2 separate regions of the Homo sapiens genome follow, and region 1 is linked to region 2. Evidence: chromatin loops called from intact Hi-C (ENCODE). Cell type or tissue: ovary. All regions are shown on one strand.

What was found. Peaks named below come from ENCODE experiments on the same cell type or tissue, not always from the same donor. Only the 100,000 strongest peaks of a DNase experiment are listed, where the experiment ranks them.
Region 1: a loop joins it to region 2, with 2.5 times the contacts of the local background. A loop is called at or near these places in 29 of 110 quality-filtered maps.

Annotation. Positions count from the first base shown.
Region 1 is chr17:81,336,133-81,338,632 of GRCh38, forward strand. No RefSeq gene overlaps it. Among named protein-coding and RNA genes, the nearest start is that of TMEM105, 6.7 kb to the left of the region's middle. In ovary, no CTCF peak of the experiment used is centred here; no DNase peak of the experiment used is centred here; H3K27ac peaks cover 210 bases.
Region 2 is chr17:81,483,312-81,485,811 of GRCh38, forward strand. No RefSeq gene overlaps it. Among named protein-coding and RNA genes, the nearest start is that of LINC01971, 3.1 kb to the left of the region's middle. RefSeq lists an enhancer at 318-968, a cis regulatory region at 872-1,669 and a silencer at 1,027-1,436. In ovary, a CTCF peak has its summit at 1,154 (motif pointing left); a DNase peak (open chromatin) is centred at 1,110; H3K4me3 peaks cover 357 bases.

The sequences.
Region 1 (2,500 bases), 150 kb before region 2:
CCTCCACCCCTGTCTGTCCACCTTCAGGGTTTGGCTCTGATCTCTGGCTCTCCAGGGGAAATTTCCTTGTGGAGTTAGTGGAGTCAACTTTGCTGACAACAGTGGGGCCTAGAATGGGCTAAGGACATTATCTCTGCACCTAGGAAACCCCCACCATTCACTAGTTATTCATCCATCCACCCACCCATCTATCTATCCACCCACCCACCCACCCATCTATCCACCCCCCAACCCACCCATCTATCCACTCCCCAACCCACCCATCTATCCACCCCCCACCCACCCATCCACCCATCCAACCATCCACCCATCCACCCATCCACCTATCCACCCATCCACACCCCATCCATCCTATCCATCCACCCATCTGTCCTTCCATTCAATAAACGCTTCATGAGAGAAGAGACCCACCCTCCAGAGCTGACCCTGTAGCCCAGCCCAGGCCTCCTGGCACGGTCATTGGACTGCCTGGGTTAGATCACATGGGGTCCTGGTGGACACGTCGACTCTACTCTCCAGGGCTGGGCCCTGGCATCTGCATTTTCACCGAGGTCCTCTGAGGACCACATACTGATGCTTTTTTCCACAGGCTCTGAAGGCCCAGCCAAGGAGCTGACAAAGCAATGGACGGTGGCGAGGTTCTGCCAGGGGCCCAGCCATGGCTCTGGGGGTGCAGAGACCTGAGCAGAGGCCTCTAAGCTCCACCCATTTCCCACCAGCCTGACACAAGGCCCAAGAAGGCCAGAGTTCTGGAATGTAGGGGATTTGGGGCTACACTTCCTTATAGGACAAGGGAGTCCTGGGGACAGGGTCCCCAACACTGTGCACCCTTTGGTGGGCTGGCACTTGTCTCCAAAAGGAGGGCTCCAAAGTCGGGGCGGGTTGCCTGGGTCCCAGCTGGGCCCTGCTCTGGACTCCTGGCTCTCCTTTCAGGCTCCTTCCCCAAGGGCGCATCCCCCGCCCGGCCTGAGCTTCAGTCAGGGCTCACACCCTTCCCTGTCTCACTCAAGTGGGCCTTTCCAGGGTCAGTGAGAGACCCTGGGGACCCCATCCAGCCCAGGCCACACGGCAAGAGGGGAACTGCTTGCCTAGGCCCGGGTGTGGGTGTGAGAATGGCTGGAATCCTTCCAAGGTGCCCTTGCCTTCACCCTGTGCCCCCCGTGCTCCTGCACCTGGGCACTGGGGCTGCAGAGCTGCTGAATTGCAAGGGGGACCCCTCACCCTTAGATCTTGTTCATGCTAATGGCTTTGCAGGGGTCCTCTGATGCACCCAGGCCCCCTCCTCCCAGCTGGCCTGATTAGCAATGAGCGCAACTCCGGGAAAATTATTAATTTCTATCCCTCAAGTTTACTTCTGGGAAAGTTTGCCAATTAACTTGGCAAGCTGAGGCTCCCAAAATAAAAGGCAAAGGGAGGGAGAGGCACTGGGACGGTCCTTGGTGGGAGGGGCAGCAGGTGCAGACTCCATCCTCAGGAGTGGGGGTGGGGTGGCCTCGGACAGAGCCGGGGCCACTGGCTGGGAGTGGCCTGAAGTGGAACGAGGAGGTACCCTGCAGCGGCCCCGCCCACCATACCAAGGGTGGCCCCACGCAGGGCTGCACCGCATCTGGTTGAAACTCGGGAGGTCTGGGCGGGGGATGCAGGGGCGCCTGGGGGCCCTGGCTCTGACAGTGTCCACATCTGCACGCGGAACACACAGGCTATTGATGGGTCTGAAATAAAAGGGGCTGAGGGCAGCGGGCAGAGCCTGGGACCACCGCGGCTGGGCATCTTCCCATCCAACAGTCCCCAGCTCTGGTCCTTCTCACTTTCTTCTGTTTGTTTGTTTGTTTTGTTTTTTTGTTTTTATTTTTGCGACAAGTTCTTGCTCTGTCTCCCAGGCTGGAGTGCAGTGGCATGATCACGGCTCACTGCAGCCTCAACTTCCTGGGCTCAAGCAATCCTCCTGCCTCAGCCTCCTGAGTAGCTGAGACCACAGGCATGTGCCACCAAGCCCAGCTAATTTTATTTTATTTTTTGTAGAGATGAGGGTCTCCCTATGTTGCCCAGGCTGGTCTCAAACTCTGGAACTCAAGTGATCCTCGATCCTTGGCCTCCCAAAGTGCTGGGATTACAGGCATGAGCCACCAGGCCCGGCCCCTTCTTTTGTGCAAAGCCAGGCCCCCCCCACCCCCGATGCTGGGCTCCACACTCCCCCAGAAGGCCTTCCCCCTCTCTTCCCCCTCTCTGACCATGCATCTGATGCGGTTTGCTTTGGCTCAGTCACTGGCGGTGAAATGTTGCTGTCACAATCTCGGCTCCTGCCTTGCTCTGAGGTCTGTGTGTGGGTTGGGGAGGGGGCAGCAGGATGGCGCCCCTTCCCAGCCAAGCAGCCTCTGCACAGTGGGTGTGCAGCCTCAGGGAGGCAGATGCCAGGTGCAGAAGGAAGCCAAGGAGACCCACCTGGAGAGGCTTCTGGGCCCTCAGGCCTTGGCACTGACTACGGGGCCCTGGCTGGGCA
Region 2 (2,500 bases):
AAACATTGTGGGGGTAATAGCAAGGGCCCCGGGTCACCCACCTGGAGCGGAAGCCTCCCCCTCGGGCAGGCTGAGAATGACGCAGGCGCCGGCTGCTCTGTGACCCAGCTGACCGAGGGACAGCCCCTGCCTGGGAGCTCCAGCAGCTGCTGCAGCGTCCCTCCTGCCCAAGCAAGGGCCGCAGGGCCACCCCTCCAATCCGTCCCCAGAGGTCCACTGCCGCTGCCTCTCCTCCAGCTGCCGCTCAGGGGAGCGAGGTTTCTTGAGTCAGGCCACCGGCAGCGGGCGGCCAGCCCCTCTCAGCATGGCGCTTGCCCAGGGCCTGGGCTCCGTCACATGCCAGGACAGTGGTCACCGTCACCCTGGACAGACCACCTCTGTCCCTTTATGTCAAGTGACCATTATTGGGCCCCCTGAGGCAGACGAGCGTCTCACCAGTAAGCTCCCAGGGAGGACGGCGTGGTCAGGACCTGCCCATCCGCCAGCACTCTGGCCTCTAGGCCCGCAGGCTGAGGGCACCGGCGGGCACCAGAACAGGGGCTGGTTTGGCCGAGGGACCTGCTTCTTGGGCAGCACCAGGAAACAGCCGGAGACCCTCCCAGCGCCCACATCCATGGCGTGAGCCCCGCGTGGGTGCAGCCCCTTCCGCAGCCCGAATTCCAGGCCAGCCGCTGCAGGAGGGACCGCCAGCCAGGGGCGCAGGGCAGAGGGTGGGGGAAGGCGTGGCGCTCGCGCTCTCGGCTCTTGCTTGGATGGCGCCGGCTGAGGACCCCCACACCTGCGCTGCGGTGCAGAGGTCTTAGGATCCGAGGGGGCTGCCGGTCTGGGCCGGCGCGTTCAGGCCCCGGGCGGTGGGGCGGCCTCGGCGTGCGTGGCTCGGTTGCCTGCAGGCAGGCACGCGGCGCTGTGAGAAACGAACGTCCGTGACTTAGCCCACGGGACCGTTTCTGCATTTTCACCCCAACCTGGAGAGCTGCAGCACAGCCGCGGGACAGGAAGTCGCCGCCAGGTGGGTCAGGACTGCGACCTGAACTCGGCTCTGCGGCCTCCCGCTCCGGCCGCCGGTTCGCAATCCTGGCGTGAACCAGCAGATCAACCTCCGGCGCCCGCCACAGGCGCCCTCCCGCGGGAACCGGCAGGCAGGAGCGGTGCGGGGGCGCCCTCCAGCGGCCGTGGCCGGGATGGCGGCCTCCTGCCAGGCTCCAAGCGTGGCCGCGTGGGCAGCGCGCGCAGCCCGCCACGGAAAGACAGGCGCTCCTCCTGGGTGGGCCTTGGGACCCCTTCGCGCCCTGTGTGGCCGCCTCGTGGTGAGCACCCCCGCCCCTCCCTGCAAGGCCGGTGTTCCCAGCTGGAAGGGCAGGCAACCTGGGAACCAGAGGGAGCTGCTCTGGTTGGGAGGAAAAAGCCAGCTCGGTTCCCGCCTGAGCCCCGAAGGGGCGGGGCTGGGAAGGGGGCCTGGCCAGAGGGAAGGAGCACTCTGGGTTGGGGGTGCTGGGGGAGCACAAAGGCAGGAACTGGGGAGCATAAGGCCAGGAGATAGGGGAGAACCTAGGCAGGAGCTGGGGGAGCAGCCAGGCAGGAACTGGGGAGCATCGATGCAGGAGCTGTGTCGCGTGTTATCCCCGTCACGTGGAGTTGTGTGTCCTGCGAGGAGCACAGCATTTCAGGGCCTAGAGCCCCTCTCTGTACTGGAGCCGCCTGTGTGTGTCCATTCCGAATGAGCCATACTTCCCTCGCAGCTCTCCCAGTGGGATTGAGAACTGTTAGGCACACACCTGGTGAAGCATTGCTGCCCTTTCTGTTGGGGAGAAGCGGCCTTCTAGCGCAGAGAATAGCTGCTTCCTGGAACTGAAATCCTGCCGCATCCAGACCAAGAGCATGCTTGGAGCAGGCATCAGTGCACACACTGCTTCCGAAATTACAGCTATAAATTTTAAAAAAATTTTTTTTTCAAGGCAGGGTCTTGCTCTGTGGCCCAGGCTGGAGTGCATTTGCACCACCATGGCTCATGGCAGACTCAACCTCCCTGGCTCAAGCCACGCTCCCACCTCAGCCTCCCAAGTGGCTGGGACTACAGACACATGCCACCACACCTGGCTAAATTTTTTTTTTTTTTTTTTTGAGACAGAGTCTCACTCTGTCACTCAGGCTGGAGTGCAGTGGCGCAAACTCTGCTCACGGCAAGCTCCGCCTCCCGAGTTCACGCCATTCTCCTGTCTCAGCCTCCCGAATAGATGGGACTACAGGTGCCCGCCACCACGCCCAGCTAATTTTCGTATTTTTAGTAGAGATGGGGTTTCACCGTGTTGGCCAGGATGATCTCGATCTCCTGACCTCATGATCCACCCGCCTCGGCCTCCCAAAGTGCTGGGATTACAGGCGTGAGCCACCACGCCCGGCCTAGTTTGGGCAAGTTACATTTTTTTTTTCTTTTTTGAGGCTGAGTCTTGCTCTGTTGCCCAGGCTAGAGTGCAGTGGTGTGATCTTGGCTCACTGCAAC